Regions from separate parts of the Homo sapiens genome. Here region 1 is linked to region 2. The links are chromatin loops, found by intact Hi-C in ENCODE. Cell type or tissue: Caco-2. All regions are shown on one strand. Links, peaks and the distances in the headings refer to the core of each region. The heading gives the core; the rest is flanking DNA. Region 1 holds the start of SLC38A4 (solute carrier family 38 member 4). Region 2 overlaps SLC38A4 (solute carrier family 38 member 4).

What was found. Hi-C counts contacts between places; a loop is a spot of excess contacts. Peaks named below come from ENCODE experiments on the same cell type or tissue, not always from the same donor. Only the 100,000 strongest peaks of a DNase experiment are listed, where the experiment ranks them.
Region 1: it touches region 2 in a loop (4-fold over the local background); 3 of 110 quality-filtered maps call a loop at or near these places.

The regions. Positions count from the first base shown.
Region 1 is chr12:46,817,014-46,833,465 of GRCh38, reverse strand. It overlaps SLC38A4 (solute carrier family 38 member 4), which reads left to right and starts at 7,469. Exons shown (of 17, transcript NM_018018.5): 1 at 7,469-7,563. RefSeq lists enhancers at 1,126-1,934, 6,893-7,450, 7,451-8,009. In Caco-2, for the core only: no CTCF peak of the experiment used is centred there; a DNase peak (open chromatin) is centred at 7,445; H3K4me3 peaks cover 891 bases.
Region 2 is chr12:46,761,578-46,778,029 of GRCh38, reverse strand. SLC38A4 (solute carrier family 38 member 4) reads left to right here. Exons shown (of 17, transcript NM_018018.5): 13 at 1,026-1,126; 14 at 2,857-2,981; 15 at 8,602-8,746; 16 at 9,623-9,720; 17 at 11,228-13,269. The coding sequence ends at 11,329. Among named protein-coding and RNA genes, the nearest start is that of SLC38A4, 56 kb to the left of the region's middle. In Caco-2, for the core only: no CTCF peak of the experiment used is centred there; a DNase peak (open chromatin) is centred at 7,409.

The sequences.
Region 1 (16,452 bases), core at 4,219-12,218, 55 kb before region 2:
CTTAGTGTTTCTGATTATTATGCATTATCCAGGTGAGTTTCTGCTGTTATCTTATTTTTTTAAAGCACTAAGCTGTTGCTGGTTTTAGTTATTGGGAGCTATAAAACGAGAAGGTTCTAGGTGGACAGTATGGACAGGCAGTGAAACTTGCCATTCTGAATAAAGTTAAACTGGATGTGTGAGAATACAAAAGGTAAATTGTGTTGCCTGGAGAGTTAGTTACACTGTGGGTTCAACGTCTCCATAGGATAGTTTTCTTTCCCTAAAGAATGACAACTCACTACTAAATAAATGGGGGATTGTGAACATATTTGTTACACAGGCCTTCTTCGAAACAAGAATTTTGTTTAATACTAGAGAATAGTTTCAACGTAAATAATTTTCCTTACAATGGTAGGTTGTAACTTTAACAAATAGAATTAACGTTCGAATGCTATTTATTATTATAGCCTAATTCCTTCTTCATATGTACTGAGGATTGTGCTTAAACTGGAATTCTAGAAAAAAAAATTATCACCAAAGACCCACTCTTAAGTACTAGCAAGTTATCCCATTTCTTTCATGCATAAAGTGACGTTTACTGTGAATGACAGGTTTTTCATTTGTACTCCTTCCTCAAATGTTTCTTTTTCTTTATGTAAAGTTCACGTTTGTCACCTCCATACCAGGAGGAAATTTAGTGAGTCATCTACCCTGAACACTCTTTTACAGACTTTAAAATAAAGATCCACATGTACTTCAGCTTATAGGACAGATCCAATAAATGCAACCTTGACTCATGGAAGAAATCTAACCGTCGAAAAATAAACCCACACCAGGATCTTCTCGGTTATCCCGGACCCAGGAAAGAGGGAGCAGGGACCGGGCTTCCAGGCTTCACTCCTGAAGGACAGCTGGACATCTCAGCCCCACCTGGGAGGATGCTTTGGTCTACTTCTCAGGTTGCCGCCTGACGATTGGTGGCTGGCCTGGAAGGGAGGGTCCGCAGGAAACGCGACACTGGGGATGTTGCCCCTATCACATGATGGAAATTTCCACTCTTTAGAAAGGCGAAAAGAAAAGAAAGAAGGGTCTCTCCATCCATCCCTTTCTGATACTTTCCCTGAATCCCAGTCTGGAAAGGGTAGTAAAAGAGGCGGGTGAGTGAATTTTTTTTTGTATTTCCTGTTAGACTTGAGACTTGTCAGTGTCCAAACTTGCAGCTGGATCCCAGCCTATCGGATGGGTGCTTGTGTGTATGCACGGGGGACATCCACACGTGTGTAGCCCGGTCTCTCAATCATCTGGGGCTTATGTCTGGGGCTCTTCATGACATGCTCATAGTTCCTAATTCTTATTATTTTCCAAACATTCACGCTTTGGGTGGGTTATTGCAGGCTAATGATTCGGTTGACTAGAAATAACGTAAACTAGGGCACATGGAGGGAAGAGACTGATTGGGCGGGCTCATGTGTGACTTCTTTTCAAGGAGAAGCGGTTGTGCCAAGGTAGCCTATTCCAGGAGGGCTGGGGTATGGGGCACCTCCGCCTCCCGCACTGGGATTCCCTGGGCTGTTGGATTTCGAGTTGGTTGTATTGGGACTGCGTTCCGTGGCCGCGCCGCCTGCCTGGCTGAGAGGCCCGACTTCCCCCGCGGGAGCTGGCTCCGCGACCGCCCGGGATCCTGCTGGCAAGGTGTTACCCGAGTCCCTGGACCCGCGCCCGCGTCCTCAGGTCGGGGACACTGGGTGGAAGGCTTAAAATAGAACTGTCGTCTCTGATAGCTGGGTCGCCCCAGAGACCAGCATGATTCCCCGGGCGGGGTACTCTGACCTGGGGAGCCCCCAAGGAGTCTCTTTCAAGGGAGAAGGCGAGAGCAGAGCTGGATGTGGGCCCCTGGTCTCTGGGCGGTGGGCGAGTCTGAAAACTGCGCCAGCGGTTCCGAGGGCGGCTTACCGCGCGGTCGGATTGCCCGGCCTGCTGCGCGCTGGAGTGAAGGGCAGGGCGGTGCAGAAATGCGAACGGGGACGGATAGTGGGGTCGCGGCAACCGAGCTAAGAGAAGCCTAGGGAGGAGGGGCAGAAGGCGGGAATTGATTACAGGTTAGAGCTGATGGAGGAAAAATTGAGAGAAGAGCGAATGAAGGAAGAAAGTGAGACGGGGGAGAGGGAACCCGGACCCGGGAAGCCCCGAGAAGCGTAAGCCGGGAGCACCCTTGAGTCCAGGAGAGGTGGCGAGCGCGGCACACCAGCTGTGCGCCCAGGCAGCGCGCGGTGAGGTACTCTTCATCTAGCGGTGGTACAGGTGGACGCTGCGCTCTGGGCCAGGGCAGGTGCCGGTTGTGGGGGAAAACGGCGAATCTCCCAGCTCCTCTTTGTGATCCAGCAGGCAGAGATGGAAGATTGCCCTTACTTTGAGCACCAGGACTGACCCTGGAATGCTCACCGGGCTGCTGACTTGGAGGAAAAGGGGTGAACTAAGTTAGGAAACTCAGGGATACGTGGTCGCGGGTGTGCCAGGGCATTTGCAGAGGAGTGCAGGAGGCAGTGATGCGGGCACTTGTGAAACTTGTGAACTTGAGCACTTGTGAATCTCCCGGCTAGGGCCGGGACAGGTTGGCGCTTGTCTATTTCTCAGAGTAAAAGCTGCATCTCTACCTGTCTCAGGGAGATATTAAATGCCGAGGTCTTAAATGCACAGTGTGAAGGTAGTAGGAGTGGCTCTAGAGCAATAAGCCCATCCTGGCAGGCACTTCCCGCAGACTCTCCCTAGCCCAGAGCCCCATCCTCCAAGGCTAAAGGACCCACTGCTTGGTTATCCACTTAGTTGTGCGGACGGGGGCGGGTGGGCAGGCAGTTTCTCACCTTAAAGGAAGCGGAAAGAGGCCAGAGCTTCAACAGTGGATGGCCTGTTCCCGATTTCTAGCTATCCTACAGCCATCCTTTTTTGCTTCTGGGTAGCTGTGACATAATCATTAGGGCTAAAATGTGTTATGTTGTAAAGAGAGCATCCTACACATAGATCTCAATTTCCAGGGCCTAGCAGGGGGTGGGAGAAATCAGCCTATGTTGTATTTTGTTGTTGTTCCCACTACAAGCAAGTCTCCTAAAAAGTCGCTGAAATTGGTGAACTCTTTCCTGTGCAACACAAGAAGAGTGTGTGTGTGTGTGTGTGTGTGTGTGTGTGTGAGAGAGAGAGAGAGAATTTCTTAAATTCTAACAAATAAATCTATAGAAAATCTAAGTTTTGGGTAGAAGTCTGTAAAAATAGAGACATTGAAAAGAATATCTGATCTTTCCATATTTCTGAATACCAGTGTCCAGAGAAAGGAAACTTTTTATCAGGCTGATTTTATCACAAAGCAACAAAAGGCTGGAAGATTGGTGGTGTAAAGAGATAAATAACTTTTTTTGGAGGCTGCTGGGACAGGAGGCAAGCTGGAGGCTGGTCTGAACTAGATTAATGGTAATTCCGGCTCACACATATGTAGGAACTTTTACATTATATGTTTCTAAGTACTTCCTTTATGTTAACATTTGACCTTCATAACAAACTTATGAGATAGATTCTATTATTATACCCATTTTATAGATCAGAAAATGGAGATACACAGTGTGAAGAACACAAAATATTTTGGAAGTTCTACTTGGGCATTAATTGTTCATAAACGTAAATGAACAATTCTTTGTTCTTTATCAAGGGCAGAGCTGGACAGGTGACTTCTAAGGACCTGGGGCTGACTTCTTATTCTATTACAGACTAATCCTATTCCAAGCAAGCTAAAGACATGATCACGCAGCTGGACTCTCTGAATCTTTGCAGTCTTAGGACTGGACTTTTTTCTATATAAGTGACATTTGAGAAAGGAATAGTGTACCTGTGTTCCATGTCAGTTTATCAGCACAAACGTGGTGAGGACAATCACAGTACACTTAACAGCTTGTGGACTTCGTGATGTACACATAACAGCTTGTGGACGTTGTTTTTTTCTTTTTGCCTTATCCTATTTTTAGAACCTTAACCCTCCTTTTTTTTTTTTTTACTTTTTACATATCCAAAGCAAATATTTCTATAAAAATCAAAGGCTGTTATATATTTTATATACATCAAAACAATAATATATCAAAATGATTACACAGTTTTAAAAAATGTGCTTCCACCTATCAATTGAAATCATCTTGCAAGCCACTACTGCCCTGATGATGTTCTGCAGGAAGGATAAGAGGTAGAAGTAGGGGAGGGACAAGTGAAAGGAAAGGTGCTTTAAGAGCCAGTCTTTATACTAAGCCCTTTAATGTGAATCTCATTTAATCTTCACATGATACTCTATTCTATAGGTATTTGTTATCTCTGTTTTACAGACAGGAAATTGAAGAGGTTAAGGAAAGAGCCAAGAGTCACAAAGCTAGTAAGTAACAATGCTGATATTAGAATAAAATTCATCCTATGCAAAAGCTCCTGCTTGTTGCAATAAAGACAGCAGTAAAATAAAGACAACCAGAGGGAGGAGAACAAAAACTTAAGGAAACAAGGGTGTTAGAAATGTGTTACATAACACAGTATGGTGTGAGAGATAGGAGAAATGGAAAAACAGAATCACTTTCATGTCTCTTAGTTCTTTCTTCCACTGTGTATATAATGACCTAATTTCACTCATTCATTCCATAAATAATTATCAAGTGTTACTATCTTCAAAGAACTATATTAGGGAGTTTCTTTTATTCCTATCTTCCTAGCACCTAGCACAGTGCTGGGCAAATACCAGGTGCTCAAGAAATATTTGTGGAACAATGAATGAGTCTACTGGAGGAAAGAATAGATAAGGAAACATTTGCAATACAGCATGATTAAAAACCAGGGAAAAGGCTGGGCACCGTGGCTCATGCCTGTAATCCCAGCTCTTTGGGAGGCTGAGGAGAGTGGATCACCTGAGGTCAGGAGTTCCAGACCAGCCTGACCAATATGGTGAAACACCATCTCTACTAAAAATTACAAAAATTAGCTGGATGTGGTGACGTGCGCCTGTAGTCCCAGATACTCGAGAGGCTAAGGCAGGAGAATTGCTTGAACCCAGGAGGCAGAGGTTGCAGTGAGCCAAGATCATGCCACTGCACTCCAGCCTGGGCGACGGAGCGAGACTCCATCTCAAACAAACAACCAACCAACAAAACAAACAAAAATAAAAATAAAAAAAAGGAAAAATCAGATTTGAATACTCTACCAGAGAACCTGGCTTAGGAAAGGGGTCAGAGAACATTTCAAGACCAGGTGGTACCTGAGCAAGGTTTTGAAGTAGAAATAAAAGTTAGCCAGGCAAAGAATTGGAGGATGTGAGGAAAGGACTCTCAGTGGAGAGACCAGACTGAGAAAGGATAAGGAGGGAGTCAGTTCAGGAATTTAAGAGTTCAGTACTCTTAGTCAGTAGAGAATGCTTGGGAGGAGGCTGGGGAGGGAGGTGTGGTCAGGGAGATCCTTGCACATTCTCTCTGCAAGTGTCCCTTAGCTCTGCCCCTCCCCTGAATTTTGAAAGTTACCTGTGCTAACAGAACAAAGTAACTGAACATAGGAATTAGCAATACATTTTATTATTTTATTATGGCCCCATAATAGAAAGCATACAGCTTTTTTGATTGCTTTTAATGTTAGGATTTAAAACCAGTGCTCAAATGGAAAGATAAGACAACAAAGTCTTATCTTTCCATTTGAGGGAAAACCAAATTATTTTTCTGGTTCTCAAGGGCATATTCTATTTTAGCATAGATAAAATTTACACAAACATACAACAAAATCCAAACAAATGTTCTTCTATGCTTTTATGAGGGGAGAGGTGGAGGGGATTTCTCTTCTGATTTTAGTTTTTAATGGCTATATTTTTCATTTTAGTATATTATAGCAGAGTCAGGAAGTACAAATGTATTTTTAAAAGGTGATGTAGGGAATTGAATGACAGTAACAAATGCTATCCTTTTATCTTTTTAGTAGATGTTTATGCCAGTCAAGATCCTGGGTTTTCATAACAGACTTTGACAACTTTTGTTTTGTAAGGATCTATTATTCCAGGTTTTTATTCCAAGCTCAGAGGTCTGCATACCTCTTTACCATATCCATGCTTGTAAAATACTCTTGGTCATAATGTTATTAGGAAGGGAATTCAATTACTTCTACCACCCAAAGCATTATTTGAAATGTTAGCAAATGTCCATACGAAATGTTTTTCGATAGCGTGATTTCCTCTATCATAACTAAAACAAAGGAAAAAGGAGAGGAGATGGAAAAAAGAACTAAATAATACTCATGCCAGACAGTCCAGCCCAGAGAATGTCATTCCCTGTATATGATTATTTCTTGTTGGCTATTTCTGCCTATTGTTCCCAATAAATCTAATGTGTATTCATGATTAAAATGACTATTATCTCAGTTCCCTTGTTTCCCCTCAATTTTGTCTCTTTTGTTCACTACTGTCACCCTGATGCCTAACACAGTGCCTGGTATAAACAGACACTGGTACATGTTTGTTGAATGAATGAAGGAAGAAAGAAAACATGTTTCTTTCTGTTTTTTGACAGAAAATATTCTTCAAATAAACATTTTTTTCATGGACCTACTAAAGGCCTTTGCAAAATGATTTTGTGCATTGTTTATAGTCAATACAAATACTTTTAAATTGTTTACTTAATTTGCATGATTGCACATGATTAAGAGTATAAGCTTGGTAGGCAAGGTAATGTGGATATGAATCCTAATGCCATCATAAAGTTGGGCTTCCTGGGCTCAGATCTTGACTCTACCATCCAACTTCCTGGGTTCCAATTTTGGCTCTCCCACTTTTTGCCTGAGTTACCTTGAGCAAGTCAGTCCACTTTATTGCTTCACTCATCTCTGAAATGGGGAAAATAATAGTTCCAACCTCACAGGGATTTTAGGAGGATCAAATTAGTGAATATTTGTAAAACATTTAGAATCATATCTGGCACTTTTTAAAACAACAGCTATGGTATAGAATTATTGTGATGATGATACTGCATGGCACGTAAACACTCAATAAAATAGGATTGCTACTATAGATATTATCGCAATTCTTCATTTCTATAATCTGCTATGAAGATTTGGGGCCCTAACAGCCTTTCCATGTTTTGGTCCAGTGAAAGTCTTATTGTTTCTACCTTCCCTTTCACTCGTAACTCTTTCTACCCACCCTGTGTTTGTCCTGTCATTTTGCCTTGCGTCATTTATTCATTTTACACTGCATACTCCTAAGGGCAGGGACTTTGCTCTTTGTTTTGGCATAATTTAATAACACTGGGTACACTCGCGGTACTATAAAGATGTTGAAGAAAAAGAAAAAAGACGCAATTTACCAACAGGCAACTTTGGCTTACGGCGGGATAGGTCGCTGTTCTGTCTGCAATGTTGGTACTCCTGCAGGCCGCCCAGCAGCATCTAGGGGCGTGGCTGGGGGCTCTCCAGTGACCGCACGTCCTGGGCGGCCACTGGGGTGTGCGCAGCGCCTGGAGCATGAGCCGGGTGGTGGCGTGCACGGAGGATCGCGGGAGGCTGCCGCCTCGGGACACCCCACTCACACAGGTTTGCTTGCTGCTTTTGCGTGGCAACTTGGTTAGAGGGTCCAGGAGAGTGGGTGAGACGAACGTGGAAGGGGAAAGAGAAAAAGACATACTGCAAAGCACTGAAAAACGAGGTGGGTGGGAGGGATTCATTAAGAAGAGAGGCTGTGGCAGTCCTTGCTTTTAAGAAGCGTTTCGTGCATGCTAGATAGTGCTATTCAGGCTATAGTCTTGTTTCTGGAATTTTTCCAAATGGGAGGAATGTGTTTCAAGGATGCAGAGTATTCTTTAAAACCGTATGACCAAACTGACCTCTATTGTTAAAGGGATCTAACTAAAAGGGTTCGTGTTTCCCACTTTGCTTTGTGAATGCCTGAAAAGCAATCCAAAGGTTGAGAACACTGGAAAACAGAGCTATTTTATTGCAGTCCTGAGAATGCAGTCATTACTGTTTTATTCCTTCTTATCTTTTGAAGCAATACTTTAGTAATTCTTTAGTAACAGTATGCTTTAAAGAAGGTATCTGACACATTTTTGGCATGTGCCACTATGCTATATTTCATTATTCTTTCTGTACAGAGGCATCTGTAAGGAATATATATATATATATAAACTTTGTATATTAAAGTAATTATAAATTTGCATCCAGTTGCACAGAGAGGCCACCTAAACCTTTCACCTGGTTTCCTCCAGGGGTTACATCTGACACACTTTAGTACAATATTAAACCCAGGAAGCTGACATTTAAACTTCGTATATTAAAGTAATTATAGGTTCGCATCCAGTTGCACAGAGAGGCCACCTAAACCTTTCACCTGGTTTCCTCCAGTGGTTACACCTGACACACTTTAGTACAATATTAAACCCAGGAAGCTGACATTTAAACTTTGTATATTAAAGTAATTATATATTTGCATCCAGTTGCACAGAGAGGCCACCTAAACCTTTCACCTGGTTTCCTCCAGTGGTTACATCTGACACACTTTAGTATAATATTAAACCCAGGAAGCTGACATTGGAATAATGTGTGTATAGTTTCTATGCCATTTTGCCACATGTGTAGATTTGTGCAATCTGACCCACTATAGGCCTGTCAAGATGCAGAACTTCCACCTGTATCTTGCATAAGATCTCCCTTGTTCCACCTCTTTATCATTATCTCCACCTGCTCCTCGCTACCCCGGCAACCACTTGTTTTCCATCTCTATATTTTCATCGTTCTGAAACTATTATATAAATGGAATCATACTGCATGTGATCTTTTTGAGACTGAGTTTTTTTCTTTTTACACTCAACTTGATGCTCTTGAGATCCATGCAAGTTATTGAGTAGATGGATAGTTTGGTCGTTTTTCATGCTAAGTAGCATTCCAGTTGTTTGACTCTATCTAGTGCTGCACATTTTCCTTTGCTTTTTAAATCAGTGAAACTTGGAACTTCAGTGGGATTAAGGAGGTACTTGAGGGCACTTGAAGAGGTGAAAAGTGTGAGGACGAAATGTGAATATTTTTATTTTCAAAATGACATTTGTTTGTGTTAGGGCAAAAGGATGTATACACTCCATCTTCATTTAAAACACTGGAGGATTGGAAAGGAGAAAAGGAACAGGACAGAAAAAAAGTATGTACTTAGACAATAAGGTATAAAATCTAGTACCTTTTAAAATTTTTACATTGGTACAGTAATCTGTTACTTTACCTTAGTTAAGACATTTCAGAGTTCTTGAAATGAATCAAAACAATGCCTCTGCAATCGGAAGTTCCCTGCCTATCTATGCTCAGACACATACTGCCAACTGAGGGACAGTGGCATGGCTGGAAATGACAGTGAGTAGCTATTGGGTTTGACAGGGGTCACCCAGAGCCCAAAACAGCATCTTTAGCCCAAGGGCAACTATCAAGGGCAGATGTTCAGGTTCAGAGACTGTCAGTGTTACACTACTTTCACCTCCACCTCATCTGCTGCTGGGAGGAGGTCTCCCAGAGGTCCCTTCAAATCAGGTTTTAAAATGAAATGTTATTCTTTATCTGCATGCTCACAAGCATGAGAAACCTTGAAACTGGAGGCTGTAACTAGCCAAGGGAAATGCATCACTTCTGAATAGTACCTGGAAGGCTTAGGCTAAATCCCTCCCTTCAGCCCGTACCCATTGAAGAATTCCTCCCACCTCCAAAGAGAGAAGAGAACAAAATATCCACTACTATCTGAAAGCATTTGTAAATATCCCGTTGAGGTTTCGGAATTTCACATTCTGGAATTTCAGAGACATATTGTCAATTCACAGAACGAAACAGTCAGTCTGGAGCCCTGACTAGACTTGAGTTTAACTGAATGCATTGCCCTGAGTCTCTGTTTTAATGATTTCTGTTACCAGAAAAATATTCCTTGTCCTAAATCTTGGGAAAGGATGGAGTGTAGCTGGCAATGGTGGTTCCAAAGTCTCAACATGAAGAAACATCACAGCTAAAATAATTTATAACTCTTTTTATAGGTAGATCTGCTTTTCTGAGTCTTTTGAAATGGAATAGAATCATTTGTGCTGTCTTTATAATGTATTTTATTTTAAGTAAACATTAGATATCTCACATTGCTTTGCAGGCTGTTCTTCTGGGTCATATCTCCTGTGTGTGTGGGCAGGGCAGATAATTTAATCCTATAAACTTGAGGGAATGAACACTTCTCTGTAAGTCACGAGACCAAACAAAAGACCCACTGAATTTTGCATACCGCTCTTATACTGTTTACTTATTTGACTAATGATGACAGTCATTAGGAAGGTGTGATAAGAAATGTAAATATATTGACTATGATGCTCAACATTGCAGGCATTGTTTTTTACAGGGTGATGGGAGGGTTGTTTTCTGATTTTTTAAAGCTTTTTCTTTGAAGGGAAGTAATGCAGTTTTTGAAAGAAAAGTAAAATAGAAATGCCTTATGTGCATTGTATAATTACTTTTAAACTATATGTTAAACTGTGTATGTTGCATAATTACTTTAAAACTATTTCATAATATTATCATGGTACCCACATTGAAGAATTAAACCAAATATAATGCTTTCCATTATTCTTTATACCAAAATTCCTTAAAGTTTAAACTTCTTAATCTGGTAGTCAAGATCAACCTCAGCCAAACTCTATACAAACATTCTATTTTAGCTGAAGTAGACTCTTGTTTGTTGTTTCCAAGGTCAAACTTCTGATCCCATGTCCCCTGCCTGGAATCCACTCTTCTGTCTCTGAAGTCACACCATTCTTCCTATACAAAACCTACTCTATTTGCCTCAGCTCTCCAGTTCATTTCCACGTGTCTTGGAGACAGGGATCCTATCTTTTGAATCATGTTCAACATAAAGTAGGTGCCCAGTGGTGATGGACTGTCTTAGGAGCTGGGCTCAGAAGTTAGACAGTGGGTTGTGAGTTTTGGCTCAGCTATCATGCCAGGACCTTATTAGCTTTGGTCTTTGAGTAAGTTGTCTCTCAACCCTAATTGCTGTCATAAGAAGGGGTAGGGTCCCTTTATGCCTATCAACTAGGAAGACAGAATCTCCAGTTACCCACCCACTGAGACAGAAACAAATAGAAGGAGTCTTCCCATCTTAGGTCTCATAAAAATATGTATGTTTGGCACAGATTTTATTTTTGGTAAGAGATTCTAGCTTTATTCTATTCCTGTGACTGTATCTTAAATAATTACCCTTTGTTAAGTGATTGGAACCCTATGTGTACGTGTGTGTCAAAATAACACCCTCCCAAAGATGTCAAAAAAGCGAATTAAGGGGTGTGGTGCATACATGCACATTTCATATGCATACATTTCATGATCTTACATGTAGAAGAATCCTAAAGACCCCACAATAAACTCTTGAATCTAGTAAGCAAATTCAGTAAAGTTGCAGGATACAAAATCAACATACAAAATCAGTTAGATTTCTATATGTTGACAATGAACTATTCTGTCAGGAAATTAACAAAACAATCACGTTTATAGTAACATTCCTAAGGAATGAACGTAATTAAAGAGGTAAAAGTCCTATGTACTGAAAACTATAAAAGGTAAATGAAAGAAATTAAAGCAGAAAATAAATGGGAACACATCTTGGGTTAATGGAATGGAAGACTTAACATCGTTAAAATGCCCATACTATCCACAGTGAGCTACAAATTCGATGCTGTCCTCATCAAAATCCCAATGGCATTTTTTACAGAAATAGGAAAAATAATCATAAAATTTATATGGAACCATGAAAGACTCAAAATAGCCAAAGTGATTTTATTAAAGAACAAAGCTGGAGCCATCATACTTCCTGATTTCAAAATATATTACAAAGCTATAGTAACTGAAAAAATATGGTACCAAAAAACAAACAAGACAACAAAAGCTGTATGGTATTGGCATAAAGAGAGTGATAGATCAATAGAATGGCATAGAGAGCCCAGAAGTAAGCCCACACATATATGGCCAACTGATCTTCAACAAGGGTCCCAAGAACACACAATAGGGAAAACATAGCCTCTTCAACAAATGGTGTTGGGAAAACTGTATATCCACATGCAAAAGAATGAAATTGGACCTTTATCTTACATCATAAACAACAAAAAACTAAAAATGGATTAAAAACTTGAATGTAAGACTTGAAACTGTAAAACTCCTAGGATAAAACATAGGGAAAAACTTTTTAACATTGGTCTTAGCAGTGATTTATTGGATATGACACCAAAAGCACAGGCAAAAAAGCAAAAATAGACACGCAGTACTACATCAAACTAAAAGGCTTCTGCACAGCGAAGGAAATAATCAATAGAATGAAAAGGCAACCTGCGGAATGGGAGAAAGTATTTGCAAACCATGTATCTGATGAAATTAATATCCAAAATATATAAGGAACACCTACATAACAAATAACATGATTTAAAAAAGGATCGAAGGACTTGAATAGACATTTATTCAAAAAGACATACGAATGGCCAACAGGTATATGAAAAGATGCTCAACATCAGTAATCATCAGGACATGCAAATTAAAATCACAATGAAATATCACCACACACACATTAGGACGGCTATTATCAAAAACACAAAAGATAACAAATGTTAGCAAACATATGGAGAAAAGGGAACACTTGTACACTGTTGGTGCGGATATAAATTAGTACAGGCAATATGGAAAACAGTATGGAGGTTCCTAAAAAATGAAAAATAGAACTACTATATGATCCTACAATCCCACTTTCTGGGTATATATCCAAAAGAATTGAAATCAAAATCTCAGAGCGATACCTGCACTCCTATGTTCATTGCTGCGCTATTCACAATAGCCAAGTTATGGAAACAACCCAAATGTCCATGGACAGATGAATAGATAAAGAAAACGTGGTATATACATAAAATGAAATATTACCCAGCCTTGATAAAGAAAGAAATCCTGCTATTTGTGACAACATGGATGAACCTGGAGAACAATATGCTAAGTGAAATAAGCCAGTCACAGAAGGACAAATCCTGCATGACTCCAATTATATGAAGTAGCTAGAGTAGTCAAACTCAGAAGCAGAGAATAGAATGGTGGTTACCAGGGGCTGGAAGAAGTGGGGAATGGAGAGTTGCTCTTAAATTGGCATAAAGTTTTAATTATGCAAGATGAGTTAGTTCTAGAGATCTGCTGTATAGCATAATGCCTATCGTTAGGCACGAAAGTGTTGTTAATAGGGTAGATTTCATGTTAAGTGTTCTTATCTCAAACAAAACTAAACAAAAGGACACAAAGAAACTTTTGAAGGTGATGGATATATCTATTACATTGACCATGGTGACAGTTTCACAAGTGTATAGACATGTCCAATCTCATCGTTGTATACATTAAGTATGTATAATTTGTTTTATATCAGTCATACCTCAATAAAGCTGTTAAAACAACACAGTGAGGCCCACTTTAAAATCAAAATTTTGTTGCACATAATTTAACTTTTCAATGTTTCAGAGTGCCTCGGAGTCATCATTATAAATTTCATCTATAATGGCACAACTCAAGAGTGCTAGTTAATTAATACTTCTGGTTGACTGAAAGAATTTGTAGTATCTTCTTTCAAACTTTCGAGGGAACTATCAAGAAAACTATGTGTAGTAGTTCCAAACTAGGAAATTTAAACAAATCTTTTCAATTGGGAAATTTTTCAACATTCCCAAGTACAGAGAATAGTGTAATGAATCTCCAGCTTCACTTGGTTTCAACAATAATCAATACTTGTCTGTTGTAGTTTATCTATACTCACATCTTTTCTCCTCTGCTACCCCACCACAATCATTACTAAATTATTTCCAAGACGATCTAAGTCATCATATAATCTGATCCATGAATGATCACTATGTATCTCAAAAAGAAAAGAACTCTTTAAGAATAACTAAAATATCATCACATCTTAAATATAACCAACATTTATTTTCTTATTTTAATTTTTAATTGGTATTTAATAATTGGTACAGAATGATATATTGATACATATATATAATGTGTAATGATCAAATCTGGGTAATTAGCATATTCATCAAACCAACATTTTCTTAATATTATCAATTATTCATGCAGTGTTCATTTATTTCTCATATTCTCTCTCTCTCTCTCCCCCTCCCTCCCCTTAGTTAGTTTGAATCAGAATCCAAACAGGGTTCTCACTCTCATTGGTTGATAAGTCTTTTAAGTCTCTTTCAGTCCTCAGAGTTAATAACTTCTCATGTCTTTTTTCCACATCTTACGTTTTATTTGATGATGAAATCTAGTTGTCTTACAGAATTACCCATATTCTGAATTGTGTTGATTTACATGACTTTTAAAATGTCATTCTCAAACTCCAAAATTCTGCCTTCTTCAATCTAACCCTCATAAAATTGATTCCCTTTTTTTTAAATTGCAAATTGTCATTTCTTCTTCTGTTGCCCTGAGGATCCTCCAGGCTATATGTTGCCTAATTTTGATCAATTCCACTTTAATACCCATGATTTACCTAACATTTCTTCCTGAAAGAACTCAGCCTGTCTGAAGTGTCCTTTCAATCAGGTTTCAAAATGTACTGGTCTACTCACCCAGAGGCACTTGCTCAACTTTCTGTAAGATTGCAAGATATAACCAGTAAACACTAAGTGTTGTTTTGATTTTTAAAATTGTCCCACATGGCTACATTTTAAAAGTATTTTTCTATTACTGATATACATAGAAATATTTATTATGCAATTATGTATCTGGGATTTACCTTAAAATAATGGGAGAGGGGGCACAGTGGTTTAGATGTAATGATTGGCCACAGTTGATATTGGATAATGCCAGCTGAGGGTTCCTTATATTATTCCATCTACTTATGTTTAAATTTAAATTTTTTCATAATAAAGAAGTAAAAATGAGTTGTACTATATTACCAAAACTAAGTAATCAGACCTTTCACTTTGGGGTCTAGATTATAACACTTTTGCCAAGGATCATGAAAAATCATGTTTAAGGAACAATTTACTTGCTTTTCTCATTCTGCAAATCTGATTTAGCTAAAATAATCAGCATATAAATAATATTTAAATAAAATAGGGAACTGGTTTGGGATGAATGAAAATATGACTCATATAAAGGTGGTTCATAGGTTTTGTCTAAGCTGCTTCTCTTAAGACTCTAGTGTGGCAGAACTCACTGACATGCCCCTGTAACCTACCAATAGTTTACAGAATACTCCCAGAAGATGAGTGACAGCAAGACACAAACCATTGGATTATCTCATAACAAACAAATGCTAGCATGGATTATGAAGGTCACACTTACATGTTCTCCCTACTACAATGACAGATGAACATGCAGGTCTTATTTTCCCAAGATGAAAGTCAAAAGCAAACTTTTACAAAAACCTGTCATCTTCTCACTTTTGTATTATTTCTCTTTATTCTATTCAACTCTTGAAAAAATAAGCAAATTTAACACTTTATGTTTACTCAATTCACCTATACTAGAAAATATTTTTAAAGAACATATAACCTTTATTAATAATAATTTTCTATTACTTTATTAGTATATCTAAGTAATTTTACTAATAGGAATTAATTTTAACTGCAGTCAGCTATGCAAAAATCATAGTATGAATTTGCTTCAATGTATCTTTTAGGAAGTTGCATGAATTTAACATCATATATGCAAATCCCAGTCAGTCTGATTAAGAATAATTAAGAGAAAAAGAGTAAGACCCAGGGGCTCACTGATAGAAAGGGAATATAAATGGAAGCACAGTGAGAGGAGATCCTTTTGTCCAAAGGCTTAGAAGACATAAGAGGCTCCTGGGGCTTCAGGTAAGGCCTTAGAACTGGGTTTTGGTTTCAGGGGAGGGAGCAACAATAAGTGCAAGAAGGGTTGGCAATTTGTACCTTGTGATATCGTTTTCGTGCACCAGGTTAAAAACCTCTGCTTTGAGAGGCAGAGGAACAAGCTTGAGAAATATCTACTCATCTAGACCTAGTAGGTCAATTAAAGTTATCAGAAGTTTCTCCCTGTCAAGCATCTAGTGAGTCCTGTTCCTGAACCAACACTGGGAGTTAGCAAGCAGGAGACAATTCCTCTAATCCATAAAATCAAAAAGGCATTGGATGTCTTGATAGAAAAAGGCCAAACATTTCCTCTGGTATGTGTTTATCTACAACAAAGTCGTATGAGTTTGCTGTTGTTGGAACTCTTGTACAGAACCACTCTAGAAACTTTTTTAGTGAGCAAAAGGTGGGAACTCAAAATTTAATTGTATTTATTATTGCCACTTAAAACTATGTAAAAATATCATTGGTGATTTTTTTTTACTTTTATTTGTGTGAAAATGTTTTACAGATATACACAAGCCTGGCCCCAACTGCATAAACCATATCTTCCCCTTAAGCTATTAAGCTACTCTACCTG
Region 2 (16,452 bases), core at 3,805-11,804:
GTAATAATTTTGGCAGGTGTTGGGAATTTAAATTTGAATTTTGTTCGGAAGAAACGATGTCAGCTGGACTAGAAATGAAAACACCCATGACGACCAAAACTTATGGTTAGGGGCAGCCTCGATAAGCCAGTGATGTCATTTATAGTCAGCACCTAACCCTTGTCTAGAACACATTCATTACAAGAGATGTGTCAATATCTGTCCTTTGTTGTCTTATTTGTACAATAGAGTCACTGGCTAGAAAATCTTGTTTCTTCCAGCTGATGGTCTATGGTTCATTTGTATTCTTTTCCCTTTGAAGTTGTTGATATTTGCTTGGGAACAAAGGATATGAACTCATTATAGCTGTTTTCCTCTTTCCTTTAAGGGAGGGTATTATATAATAATTCTCAACTTCTTTAATCTAGACATCAGTAACCTCAGTCTTCATTCTCACTAAATAGCAAAACTTTCCCCATAAATTCTGATTTACCTCATAAAAAATTTCAGAACACTTTCAAGTATTTTGATGTCTTTGATTTACTTTGAAAATTACATGTAGCAGTTACTCCAGAAGCCTGACAATTGATCTTTGGCAGCCAGGTTCCTTCTAGAATGGTTTTCAGAAGCTTTTCAGGTAGTCTGGACTCCTGGCAGTAGTACTTTGCTGACTCTACTAGGTTCTTTTCCTCATCTAAAGTCATCTCATTATGAAATGCAAAAGCTTTCTATGTTAGGAGCCTGTTTGATCTTTATGTTAATTATATTCTTATTCAGTGGGCAAGCTTACTGACCTACGTGAAATAGACTGTTCCTCTTCTAGGGAAATGATTGTTTTTAAGACTGAAGGACTAGTGTTTAAGAAAAATGGAAATGAATCCTCATTAGCTCTCTAAGACAAATTTAAATCAGCTATAAGTTTATGTACTAAATATGTCTTCATGATGAGCAATATAGATATACTTTTTTATTATTATTTTCATTTTGAAAAGTGATTTTTTTTTGTAAGTTTAAAAAACAAAGCTTGGTGTTCTTTCTTTTTCCAGTCGGTCCCGGAGAAAAATGCAAACGGTGTCAAATATTTCCATCACGGGGATGCTTGTCATGTACCTGCTTGCCGCCCTCTTTGGTTACCTAACCTTCTATGGTAGGTCACTCTGAAAGTCATTCTCTATATGCAAATCCTTGTTAGGCTGGTCCTTGACCTGGGTAGGTATGATTTTTAAAAATTGCCTTCTATAAGCATGCTCTATAGATGACACATATTCAATTAATATACTATTTTAGTTTTGTCACTTGACCTGAGGAAATGGGGCCTGATTCAGCCTGGCTAACAAGTTACAAGAATTTGTGAATTAACACCTATTTTATAAAAAATATCCCTCAAACAAAATTATTTTCCTCTAGGGATAGATGATATTTCTCTGGCTAGACTCCATAGTCCAACTCAGGCTACAAGTGATGAGAATGAATCCACTTGCATGTGATAAAGCTCCTTTGATGGAATTATTACCTGCCACACAAATAGCAGGGAAACTGCCAGGTCCTCAAGTTTGAATTTGCCTCCTCTTTACCAGTCAAGTCAAATCTGGGAGCTTGGGACTTTAGGTAAAATTTCTGACATATCCCATTCTATTTTGTTATACTAAATGATTTCCTAAGAAAGAGGACATGACAGAATTTCCTTCAATCTAAGAATGCACCACCAAAAAAAAGTGACTATGGCCACATTAGATTATGCCTGCAACATTTCCTCTCTGGCATCTTAACAGTTCACAAAGGGAGTAGGATTGTACTCCTTCCATGAAGTGTGGCCACATAAACAGATTTCATGGAATCACATATTGACCTGGTAGCATATGTTTACATGAATCAGTGTATCAATATAAATATATTTTTGTATAAACCTCCTTTTAAAGTTTTTAACTTAATTTTTTTCTTACTGACTTGGTAAATTGAATTGCATGTATGACAAATTGTGGAGGAAAAGATTCAGGAGTAGGCCACCATTTGCTTAGGTTTTTTTTCTATTTGACTAATATTTGACTATTAACCAAACATGTGCTTTAGATTGGGCATTAACTTTTTGCCGGTTGTGAAATAATGAATGACGAGGTCAATACTACTGAAGGTATTTTCACTCCTTTTTGTCTGATCTTGAGGTGAAAATCCAACTACGCTTGATTCCATAGATATTTTCTTGTTATTTGTGCTTGGAGTCCTGAATGAAGGTGTTTTCAAGTAGGGCTGCATCTTCGTCTTAGAGTAGTACCCACTGGGAGACCATCTAAAAATTATACTAATTTATCCCTGCATGTTACTTATACTTATTTTAATGAGTTTCATAAGACAAGCAAAAACTTGAAAGAGCCCAAAAATATCTGTTTTAGTGTGGTGATGGAGTCATAGTTGTTGAGCTTGAAAAAATGGTAGCAATCATTCATCCTAGAGTTTACACACTGGGTTTGTAACCTGCATCAGGAGTGGCTGCGCAGGTAGGGACAGGGGAGGTGGTAGGCTGGGAGAGACAATATGTGGGGCTTGGGTCTCTCATCCCCTTCAACAAGAGCACCTTGGTCTCTGTCTGATTTGTAATTGCTTCTGTACAGCGGAGATAGATTTATCACAATGTAAATGAGCTTGAGAGGCTCTTTATTTTGTATTATACCTTCTGCAACGTTATCAGCTTCAGGACCTCTTTGTTCATTTGAATGAAGGTTGCATAGCTAATGAGCTCAGAGGCAAGACCAGAGGTGCCTGGATTCCCAGGCCTAGGTCTTTTCCTCTGTTCTGTGTTCTCTCTATAAAATGTTGCCATAAGTGACCTGTGCTGATTTGACAACACCAAGCGGTTTCATTCTCTTTTTCCTGTTGTAGGAGAAGTTGAAGATGAATTACTTCATGCCTACAGCAAAGTGTATACATTAGACATCCCTCTTCTCATGGTTCGCCTGGCAGTCCTTGTGGCAGTAACACTAACTGTGCCCATTGTCCTCTTCCCAGTAAGTACATAAGACTTTGATGAAAGAAACCTACTTGACCCCATAAATTAGTACATGTGTTCTACCTTCATTTTGATTTAATTATAGGGTGAGTTTGCAATTGCAATGCCTGAGGATATTATTTTCCTATAGCATTTTGAGTCACTTAAAATTGGCCATTTAATGTGTAGATAGAGCAAGTAGTTTCAGGTGGTATTTTTATAGTGTAGGAAAAAAATCATAAAACTTATTTTTAAACTCAAAGTTGAAAAGTGGAGCTGGAGCTTCTGTCTTGTGGATTAGTAAAACTGAGTAGGAGTTCATATAACTTTGGAACCTTGAAAGCCAAAACCATATTAACTTTCAAATCTTATTAAATTTCATCACAGTTTTGAAGGCATTTCATTTTTTTTCCAGTTTGTTGTGCTGCAATAATATACAAAAGTTGCCTTTTTTAACCTGATGCCTTGAAGGCTAATGAAAAGGGGATTCATGTTAAGTAAATTATATACCAGAAAAAAATTTTTCAAAAAACAGTTATGCTATCTATCACATATCTCTCTCACACATGGCCTCTGCCAGACTCACACCAGGTCACCCCTCCCTGGCATTTGTCATTGGTGTCAGTTTGTTCTGAGATCCCAGAGCAGAGCTGGTAGTGAAGATTTGGGCTGTGTGAGTTAAAACCACCACCTAAGGATAAACACAGGTCTTCACCCTCCTGCCAGCTCCTGTTTCATAAACACTGAATTTACTCATTCATTTGAGGGGGAAAAAAATAAGTGACACAGTAACCAGCACTGTCCTGGACATAATGTTCCATACAGGGCTTGCATATGAAGACTATTTCTATAATGACACTGTGGTCACTTTAAATGCAGCTTGTGTGCTGAAATATATTTTGGCACATTCCTTTTTCATGAGTGCATGAAATCAGATCCGTACTACTATGGTGGCTAATATTTTACTCTTAAATCATGTCTTGCCTCTAATATATCTGAAAGTATTTCAGATGACATACACATAGCTTTAGCCTAAAATCAGCTCCGTCTTGGGTACAAGACAGAAGACAACTATAAACAGAAGGTATACGATAGGGTAAAATTGCCAGGCAAACAACTTCACTGAGAAAAGGATATCTGGAGCCCTTCTTTTTATGTGTAAAAAAATCACTCACTAAATTTTGGCACAGTGTAAGCATTCACATCATTGTAGAATCAAAGCATAAGAAATCTGTGATGTGCTTCTGTATTGCTTTATTCATATTCATATAGTGTTTTCAAGCCATGGTTTTAAGGGATTGCCAGAATTGGCCATCGTCACACAGACAGCTGGTAACAGTTCAACTAGTGCAGCTCATAGCCCAACACTGAGGGCTGCAATTATTGTCATGGGAAGTAAAAGTCATTTACTGATGAACATTTCACCTCAGCATGGAAAATCCAAATCTCCCCTTAGAAATTCTTACCCTATGTGAGAAATAAAGCACTGATATAAATCTGACCATCAGGAACAGCAATAGTGTGTAAACATTAGATGCCATTAGAACCAAAATTGACCATAAGAACCAGAGTTCAGAAAAATGACTAACTGCTGTCCTTCATTATGTATTTCCACTCAACATTAGCATTTATGAAACATTTTGCACATTATCCTGTCCTCACCCTTGCAATGTTACATTTATATAATCTGTGTAAGTGCTCCACTGCCCCACAGAGTCATAAGTCCCTGGGACTTGGTGATGTGCACAGTGACTGGCACAGAGGGTGAGCTCCGTCGTGCTTGGGAAGAAAAATGGTCTTCAAATGAATCTTGCTTTGTCTTGAAATGTATAAACTGCCTTTTCTAGCAAAAGCATAGACACTCTTTCCCTTGGTGACATGTGCTACGAATTCAGCTGGGTTGAGGATCTGGGCTAAATGAACCAAACCTCCCTATACATGAAGGATACACAGAGAAGGTGACAGAGAGTGGTCACTTCCGTGAGTGGATCTCAATCAAGTCCTCTGAAGCTAAATTCAATTTTTTTTCTTTACTAAAATGATAAAAGTTGTTATTGGCGCTTTTGCTTGTTTATTTCGTATAACTTAGGGCTCAGATTTTCAATGTGTCAAATGCTGACTCACAGCATGGTTCTCCTGACAGTTTATTTCATTTAAGGAACTCTTCACCAGTAAGTTTATTTACTTGCCTTGATATCTCCACACATTAATAATAAAACTAACAAAACCTAATCTGAATTAAAATCTATCAGCTTTAGGCATTATTTTGTGTTCTCCTTCTTTCAACATGGTAACTGGGCTCTCTTTCTTAGGAGCTTGAGAAGATATGACTGGGGTTTGTTTTTCTCTACTTCATTTATTATCTTTCTTTTTTCCAATCAGGTTAGTTTTTTCCTTTTTAGTAAAAGGTGCATAGTAACTGCTTGTAGTATTTGTTGAACAAGTGAATAAATGAAATGAATTAAGGTAGTGTTTTCACTAGCAGCCCAACATTTCTTTCTCTCTTAGTAGTGGGTGGGGTATCAGTTATGGAATGGCACCTCCTTCCAGAGGACTGATCATGTCATTTTCAGCTTATGCTTCCCTTTATGCAGTAAAGTTTCCATATTTCCATAAAGAACAAGAAACCAAATAATCCTAATGGATATATAATGAACACACAGATGAAAATTTCACCTGCCATGCCTTTGAAAAAAGATCCCTAGCTACTTGTATTTCATCTTATAATTAAAATCAGTCTTTTCACTTATGTTGCCTTCAGATCTCCTGTTTTGAAGTGTATATAGATATCAACATAGAAATGCAGCGTATATTGCTATCAACTGCAGTGGAGCAGTGATTCGTAGGTTTTCCAACATCCTTGCCTTAAGCAAACCTGCAAAATCAAAGTGTGAGCTACGTCTAAACAATGGGAGAGGCTTTTTTTTTTTTTTTAAGAGTTAGAACTAAGACTCTCACTTCCTCCTGTGCCTCCACATTTTTGACCTTCACATTGGGCCCCTGCATCAGAATACAGCACCCCCTAACAGGCTCCTGTTCAGGACTCTTTCTCTGGAAATAACAGATGTTGTCTCTAGAGCTGCATAGAACCTTAATGGAATCATTGTGGGTCAGAGGCCCTGGATGGTGCTGGGGACCTCCCTGACCCACAGCATCTGACCCACATTTCCAGGTTCCTAGCGACTTGTGTCAGTAAAGAAAAAGGCACATAGCTAAGTGGAAGAGCAGATGAGGCTTGGTGGGAATCAGCCAGTGGTCTGCCCTAGCAAAGGTAAACAGAACTGCTGGGGGCTTTTGGTCCTAGGCTCACTACTCAGGGAGGCACTTTAACATGGAATGACCAGCAAGTTTCCTTCCTGATCTTTTCCACCACCACCACAAGCCTAGTACCTCCCTCCCTCTTTGCTCTGTTGCTCTCTTCAGGAATGCACTGGAAACCACCTTCAGTTCTGTTTGGAATTTTCCTATTCCTTATTCAGAAAGAGGAAGAAGCTTTTGCATTTACTCCAACCGTTCTACCTATTATTGCCATAAACTTTCTGTGATCTCATATCATTAGGCCAAATGTTAATCTTTCTGGGAGCCAGGAGACTGCTTTCACATTCAGAGGCCCTGGACATATAGGACTGCCTCTAACTCACTCTAACTCAGCTTATTGACTTGAATGCACCTTTTTAACAAGTGACTAAAAAACAAACTGTGACTATTCTCTGAAAATGAGCCTATATCTCATACTTATTTATTCTGTTTAACACTGTGAAACAAATTAAGTCCTCTGGCACTATGTATATACCATAAAAAGCTTATTCGTAAGCCTACTAATTGGACCAGTTTTGACAATATTGAATAAGCACTAATTGCAGATCATAATGTAGAATTATAGGCTGCTGAGGAAAACAATATCACACCATTTGCTTTCCTCAGTTTCCTTTTCAGAATGAGTTTCATAATGTTCACTAATCCAATTTTTAAAATCCTTTACAAAGTTATTCTTAAACTATTTCCAGAGACTATCTGGTTTGTCATTCTAGAAATGAAATTGCCTTTTCAGCCTAAACAGATGGCCTTAATTTTTGGTGGAGTGGTATGAAAGGAATGTCACATGAGAAACTGCAAGCTATTTAGCTTGAATTTTTTGTCATTCATACATGTTTCAAAATATATTTTACATTTTCTCTCTTTTAAATGAGTTCCCATCTCTGCACCTTAAGTGACTTCAGAACTAAAATTTTAAAGTGAACATCAATCACAGCATTTCCAAAAATGTGAACTCCTAGCTTAACCGAAGTATTCACTTATTGGAAAGCTGATAGAGTAATTCCACTAAGTCCAAAAAGTGTCCTCTAAAAGATTCCAAAGATAAGAGTGTTTTCAACTTTGTCAAGCTGTACAAACACAAATGTCACTCCCTCCCTCTGCCCACAGGGATCTTTATCCAGTTACAGCAGCGTAACTTGAGCAGCTGCTGCAAACTGAGGCTCTCTTGACCCTTCGCCTACTTATTTCAGCTGCTAAAATAGGGCTGAAATCTGTCAAGGATCCTGAAGGGAAGGATAAGATTCCTACTATTCAATTTAATTTAAGCTTTTATTCAGTGCCTGCTGTGTGCACAACACTAAGCTAGAAAGTCTGAGGAATGTTTAGATTATTAGGTCCTGTTCCTTGCCTTTCATAGATTTACAATCTATTGATAGGGAGAGCTAAAAAGGAGAGAAAGAGGAAGGAGCAAACACAAAAACGTCAAAATTTTAAAATACCATTTTAAAATTTTATTTTAAAATGTTAAATACCATGCAAAATTAAGGAAAACCTAGATTCATAAAAATTCCTTTCACAATCTTGTGTAAATCAATTCAGTGCTTGCCCTTAATGTCTCATCCAGTCTGATGAGACATGTTTTGTGATCAACAAGGGTTTTACTATGTTTCTTAATTATGTGTCTTGCCTGTTATCTCTTTCTGACCGAGATTATTTTTAACAATAAATTCTGAAAACTAAGAAAGTGAAAGCATAAAATATTGTCTTATAAAATAGGCCAAGGAAAAAATGACACTCCATTTCAAATATCAAAAGTTAGCATCAAGACTGCACAAGATGAATGTACAGTCATGTGTTGCTTACAAATGTGGACATATTCTGAGAAATGCATCTTTAGGCAATTTTGTCATTGTGCAAACACCATAGATTGTACTTGCAGCCTAATTGGTGGAGCCTACTATACACTAAGGCTATATGGCATAGCCTAGTACTCCTAGGCTACAAACCTGTACAGCATGTTACTGTACTGAATAGTGGAGGTACCTGTAACATAATGGTAAGTATTTGTGTCTCCAAACGTAGAAAAGCTACTGTAAAAATACAGTATTACAACCTTAGGGTATCACTGTCTTATATGTGGTCTGTTGTTGACCGAAATGACTATGCTTAATACCACTGAACTGTACACTTAAAAATGGTTAAGATGGTAAATTCTATGTTATGTATGTTTTATAATAATAAAAAAATTGAAAAAAGCATCAACATCTTTTCTGGGAAAAAAGAAAAGGAAAGAAAATGCATTAGAGTGATGAGAATATTTGAAGTAATAGATAAAGTCAAAAACAAAGAAATGATCTTGCCTTTGAACTTTCTTGTTTAAGATTCGTACATCAGTGATCACACTGTTATTTCCCAAACGACCCTTCAGCTGGATACGACATTTCCTGATTGCAGCTGTGCTTATTGCACTTAATAATGTTCTGGTCATCCTTGTGCCAACTATAAAATACATCTTCGGATTCATAGGTGAGTTTCAGAAAGGCTTCAATTTGGTCAACCCAAACTCACGCCTCATTAAATGATGGACAGGGAACCAGTGCTGGGTCATCCAGATCCCCGTTCTTTCTCAGGCTCATGGATTCCCTTTATCCCTGAGAGGCTCTGGTGATTGAGCTGCTCACTGTCTCTTCCTCCTAACTGACATTGGGAGCCACCTTATAGGTCATTTAGTCAAGCTGCTTTTTCTGATAGATGAGGAAACTGACCCCTATAAAAGTCAAGTCATATACCTTGGTGTGGACCCAGGATTTGGACTTAGGTATTAGCTCCACCATCAGGAAAAGAGGAAGATAGATTTTACCTGCCAGAAGCTCTCTGATACTACGAGTATCAGCTGAACATTGAAAGGTATCTTCAGAGGAATAGGAGGTTGATTATATAAAGTGTATTATTAGTATTTCCCCATAACTGCATGGTCTATTAATTTTCATTCTACTCATTGAGGGTTTACTTAAACTTTAAACACAATCTAAAACTTTAAAAGAACCATGGGTAGGTCACTTGCAAAGTAAGAGGTGGATAGGGTGTGTCATGAGTTCAGCCACCTTAGTATGTATTTATATTACTAATCCCCTGTAAATTTGTGTTAAATTCAGCCTTTTGTTGCTTATTATATGTTGCATATACTTATGCAGCTTTGATGTTAGGTACATTTTAATTGTCTCTATAAACATATCTTCTATGAATAAATAACCAAGATGAGCTTATGTGACTTAAGTGTGTGTTTTTAGTGCTAAGTATAGGATAGCTTTATATTTGGTTTATTTAAAGTGTGTGCTGGCATCTCCTTTGCTAGGAACTGCTGGGTAAGACATTGACCTTGCCCTGTGTTTGTCTTCTCAGGGGCTTCTTCTGCCACTATGCTGATTTTTATTCTTCCAGCAGTTTTTTATCTTAAACTTGTCAAGAAAGAAACTTTTAGGTCACCCCAAAAGGTCGGGGTAAGTAAACCTTGCAATTTCCCCCATTATTAGTTGTTCTTCCAACTACTTAGAATAAACTAGAAAATACACATAGTTCAGAAAAATGAATCAATGTACAAGAACCAAAAATCAAAACTGGGCTAGAACTTTCTGGTAGCAGAGAAAGGGGACATATTTCTGAAACTCAAATGATTCTACTTCAAATATCAAATATCCTGTGTTGAGTCTGTCATACATGTCAAATAGTAGTAGCCTTTCCCACAGACACATATGCTTCAGGCAAATAGCAGTGTCCAATACCAAGCTGCTGTTGTGCTATCCGTGGAAAATCATGCAAGAAGGAATTAGGCTCCCTAGCGGTGTTATGGAATAATTTAAATATTTTGGTCATGGTTGTTAGGTTTGCAAAGCCAAAGGAAAGATGTTGCTTTTGTTTTCCCTTCCATAGTACCTGTTGTCCCTGGTGTGGACTAAGATCCAGAACAGAACCATTCATCGTTCTGTTAACCTCTTTAGATACAAAATACAGTCTTATTAAATTAGAGAGTACATATTTCTTTTCCATAAGACTACTATAGAAACAAATGCTAGAAATAATTGTTTTTCCAATAAGGAAATATTATCTTTCACTCCTTAATAAAGTCATGTTAAGGCTTGAAAAGAATATTTCTTACTGAATTACTCTGAATTTTTACCTTGAAGTCATTTACCTTTGGGATGTTCTGGGGACTTCAGGATAATTTGGTATCAAAAGGTCCACCCAGCAGCTTGCTCCCAAATTTTAACTCTATGTAGTCCGTCTTGCTTGGATTTTTACAGCAGTGTGACCTTGGCAAATTACTTGTCCTGTTTGTGACCTATTTTCAGTTTGACCAATTGTGAAATGAGTACAATTATCTCCTAGACCCATTCTAGTGAAAAATGTTTAGTTGCTGCTTTCTTATATGTAGGATTAGGAGGTTTAAGTATGTGATAAAATGTAAGGCCTCTTCTGGTGTTAAAATGCTGAAGTATTTTATATGTAGGTATGTACATATATCCTTATATATGTGTGTGTATATTATATGTATGCACACACACACACACACATATATACACTTTTTGTTGCAACATCTATTAAGCTTTTGGTTTTGTTTGCTTTATAAAATTAGAATCATATCATATATGCTATTCTTTTTTAACCTGCTCTTTTTCACCTAAAAGATTGTAAGCATTCTCTAGATTATTGAATCTTTTTCTGTCCCTTGATTTTTAATAATCACAGGGTATTCCATCATCTTGGTGTACTAAATCAATTAACTATTACTCCATTGTTGAACCTGTAGGTTGTATCTCTCCACTGTATTCCTCTTCTTTCTTCAACTAGGATTCTAAATTGACTGATAGGTTAGGCCTGGGCATCTGAGATATTAAGAATAATATGGCTCAATATATAGATCAGATTGCCATATTATGTAAACAACTAAAAAACAAATTGTACTAAGTATGGTTTCTGTGCTCCTAACAGAGTCTCTCTGAATTACAGGCTTTAATTTTCCTTGTGGTTGGAATATTCTTCATGATTGGAAGCATGGCACTCATTATAATTGACTGGATTTATGATCCTCCAAATTCCAAGCATCACTAACACAAGGAAAAATACTTTCTTTTTCTATTGGAAATGGTTACAAGTTATACTCCAAAAGATATTTGAATTATCTTGATTGGAATGTTATTCATAGGAAATAACAGGAAGATTCCAAAGACGTTTACCAGTAATATCACCAGGCACCTGCAGAAGAGGAAAATCACTGTTTTTGTCAAGGATGGTTGTGTATGTGTTTAAAATAAAACCTGTGGTGCACATTTCTACCCAGGTTTTGCTAGAGCAGTGTGAGATGATGAAGGTGTATTTTTGCTGCTTTACGAGCAGAATAAGGGTAACTGCATGTAACAATCATCAGATAGTACTCTTTCCCCTGCCGTCTCCTCATCCTGCACCCCCTAAAAAAGTACCAAACATTTGCATTCTCAGAACATCAAACAAAAATGCCCTGGTGGCAAAGCTATCACCATTTAATGTCTTCTCTCAGTCTTGCACCAAAGTCTCTGGTCTGTTTACTAACAGAGGCAAAAGGCATGTCTTAGGAACTGTTTCTGTTTCTGTAAGGTACATGAATGGTCAAACACCAGTCTAGAGCATCTTATTGTCAACAGCAAAATAATATTTTGCCCACCCTGTTTGTGACATTGAGTTGTGACTTCTATATTCAATAGATTTTTGTAAATGTTAAAACATCTATATTTAAATGTTAAAACACTAAATATAGAGAGGGGCTTTATTTCAATCATAGAGCAACAACAAAAATAATGCTTATAGCTAAACTGCCTGTTCTAGAAAGCATCTGCTTTTTCATGTTATTCCTAAATCCTCTTGTCATACTTTTGTCATTGAACAATGCTCTCCCTCTCGTCTTCCATCCTCATTCAGAATTTTTAGAAGACCACAATCGTGGAGATACACTACCCAGTATTGTTTGATACATTTTTATTTGATAAACATTCAGTGCAGGAAACTGTGATTTGCTATATGTTTATGTATATAATCTTATTCTGTAGTCATCAGAATGTTAATGTAAGGTACATTTGATTTTTATTTTTTACATGTGTAGTTTTCTTTCTTCACAGTCAAAGCATTTATATTATTGGGGGTGGGGGCAGGGAATTAAGTTGGTGGGCTCGAAAATCCATTCATATGTATCTGTCTACAAATGTCTGGGGATAATTTAAATTTGAAACCTAAGTTATATATAGTTTGGCAATGCTCTTCTTCAATATTTACAATAATAGGATGATCTACAAGAAAATAAGTTTCTTTTTGCAAATTTTTATCATACTAAAGTTGTTCTTTTAATTTAGCATATCTAAAATAGGATTTAGTTCAGTTTAGCTCACACAGGTGTTTGCTGACATTCATTGGCCATTTAATACAGTGTTGAGTGGTTCTCTGTAAAAGTATAAGTGCTAACACTACGAAGAAATGCACACGATCATTCTTGCTCACTTCTATAACAAACTTACATAAAATGGATTTAAAAATTCCTACTCACAGCCTAAAACTTCTGGAGTTCACTACCTTTTTTTCAAATCATAGTAAGATCACTTGTGTATTTTATATTTTAGTAAAGCCAATTATGAAGTACAAGTATCATACACGTACTTTTGAGCTACTATTATTTGAAAAAAATCTGCCAAATAGCATCTTTAGGATATATTTACATTTTCACTCATCTAAAAAGTATACAAAAATAAAAAGTGGAAAAAGGTATCTTCTGAATGTTCAAGAGCATCCTATAGTGCCAAATAATAAAGCACCATTTTTTTCTTCATAACCAGGATTAAAATTCATATATACTGCAGGGCAGACATACATATGATAGCTTGTGCTGATTAATTTAACCCCATTTGTAAACAGATGAAAATTTTATTTTCTTATTTCATTTATAAGATGGCTCAATGTATTGGGAGGCTTCTTTTTTATTACAGAAAGTGTATATTGGTATATAATAAATGAACTTTTCAAATGACTATGATGTGATTTTTGATCTATTGTTAAAGAATGTTGTGTTATTTGTCCATGAAACAAAATTTAAAATCCAAATACTGTCTTTCTTATATTGGTTTATGTTCCATTTTCATTGTTACCTTTGACACATAACTAACATCTATAGCCATCATCCTGAAAATAATTGCCATCTTATTTTGGCAAAATAGATATTTAATCCTAAATTATTATGATGATTATAATTTTGGCATCACATATATACCACCTAGAATGAATGTGGAAGAAATGAGTCTTTTATGGTTAGTTTGAAAGAATCCATTGAAGATAGAAAATGAGAGAATAGAAGAAACCTGAGAATAGTAAAATAAAGAGCAGAGAAAATATGGGGGCAGGGAAAACATGTGAGTGCTAAGGATTGATTATGAATGAACGATTAGGGGGATTGACGGATCACAGGGTAAGTATATGCTTAACTTTATAAGAAACTTCCACATAGTTTTCCACAGTGTTTCTACCATTTTCATTTCCACCCGTACTACCTACAACTTCCACTGACTCCACAGCCCTGCCAACATTTGGTGTTGTCTTTTGCATTTTAGCCTTTCTAGTGGGTCTGAAATGGTAACTCATTGTGATTTTCATTTCTGCTTCTGTGACAACTAATGTTGAAAACTTTTCAAGTGTTTAATGGTCACTCATATATCTTCTTTTGTGAAGTGTGTATTCAAATCTTTTGCCCATTTTTAAAATTTAGGTTATGTGTTTTTATTGGGTATTTGTAGAAGCTCTTTAAATATGGATCCATGTCCAGATTGCCAATATATTTTCCCAGTCTATGGTATGGTTGCTTATTTTCCTAAAGGTGTCTTAATTACATCTTTCTGGGGCCAGGTCACCATAGCTCAAAGTTTTGCAATTTATGTCTTAATGAGATAAAATTAATCAGAGTGGTATAGTCAAAATTAAATGTTTTGATGTCCTGGGCCCATATAGGTAGGACTGGATCATCTAACCAAGATGCAAAAAAAAAAAACAAAAAAACAAAAATAGTACTTGGAAAAACTTATTTTAAATTAAACATCTTTATAAAGGCAAACTAGATCAGCATACATTAAAACTAGCCACAAGGCAAAAACTATACCAAGAAAAAAATGACAGAAATTTTAAAAAGAAGCCTCAGAAGCCTCTTGACATGGTATGGATCTGTGTCCCCACCAAATCTCATGTAGAATTGTAATCTCTAATGTTGGAAGTGGGGCCTGGTGGGAGGTGATTGGATCATGGGGGTGGTTTTGGTTTAACACCATCCCTTTTGGTACTGTCATAGTGAAAGTGAATGAGTGATCTCAAAATCTAGTTGTTTAAAAGTGTGTGGCATTTCCCACTTCTCTTTTCCTTCTGCTCTGGCCTTGTGAAGTGCCAGCTCCCTCTTCACCTTCCACTATGATTGTGAGTTTCCTGAGGCCTCCCCAGAAGCCAAGCAGATGCCAGCATCATAATTCCTGCACAGCCTGCAGAACCATTAACCAATTAAACCTCTTTTCTTTATAAATTATCCAGTCTCTGGTATTTCTTTATAGCAATATGAGAATAAACTAATACAACTCCTATCCTCCAAACTTAAATCCTAAACCTGTAATTTGTTGCACACCTGCCCTTAAAGATTGACTAAAGGAAGTTCTTCAAACACAAAGTAAATGATAAAAGGAGAAATGTTGGAGTATCAGGAAAGAAGAAGAAATGAAGGAAAGATAAGAAATATGGGACATATATAAGACTTTTCTGTTTTTAATGAGTTTTATAAATACATTTTTGATTGAAAAAAACACTGATACTCAAGACAAAGATTTTTTTTTAATGGGGAAGGTAAGGGACCTAAATAGAAGTAATGTGTCTACACTTCATTCAAGGTGGTTAAATGATACCAATAGACTGCAATAAGTCACGTATGTCTAATGTAATATACAAAACAACCACTATAAAAACTATACACAGATATACATTCAACAACACTATAAATCAATTAAGATGAATTTATTTAAGTATTTAAATATTTAAGTAACCCACCAGAAACCAAGAAAAGCAAAGCAGGAACAAGAACCAAAGAAAACAAATAATAAAATGGTTGGCCTAAGCACTAATATATCAATAATTACCTTATAAGCTAGTGGTTTGAATATACCCATCAACAGAGATTGGAGAGTGAATAAAAACCATGACCCAACTATATGCCACTTATAAGAAATTTACTTCTAGTTCAATGACATAGTTGGTTGAAAATAAAAGGATGGAAATAGATATACATACAAAAATTAATAATATAAAGAAGGAGTATCTATATTAATATATGGTAAAACAGGCTTTAGAGAAAATAAAATTACTACAGACAAGAGGTGTCCATTGTTCCTATCATGAACATAAGAATAAAGGGTCAATTAATCAGGAAGAGATAAGCCTAAGTGTGCACACACCAAGCAACAGGCTTCAAAACACATGAAGCAAAAACTGATAGAGTAGAAAGGAGAAGTAGATACATCTGCATTTAGTTGAGGACATCAACACCCACGTTTCAGAAACTAATAGAACTACTAGATAGAAAATTAGCAAAGATATAGAAGATATAAACAACACAATCAACCAAGTTCTAATTGATATATATATAGAACAGTCTGCCAGCAACAGTGGAAAACACAGTTTTTTCATATTCCCATGATAGATCATATTCTGGGACATAAAACAAACCTTACAAATTTAAAAACCTGAAATAATATAGAGTATATTTTCTGACCATAATGGAATCAATTAAAAATCAATAACAGGCAATAACAAAATCTCTAAATAAATGAAAATTAAACAACACACTTCAATATTACCCATGGGTCAAAAAAGAAGTATCAAATGACATTTTAAAATACATAGAGCTGAATGAAAATTTTAAAGTCACATATTAAAATATGGAGGATGCATTCAATGCAGTGCTAGGAGGAAAATTTATAGCACTAAATGCTTGTATTAGAAATGAGGAAAAGTTGACAGGGCGCAGTGGCTCACGCCTGCAATCCCAGCACCTTGGGAGGCTGAGGTGGGTGGATCACGAGGTCGGGAGATCAATACCATCCTGGCTAACACGGTGAAACTCCATCTCTACTAAAAATACAAAAAATTAGCCAAGCGTGGTGGTGGGCACCTGAAGTTCCAGCTACTCA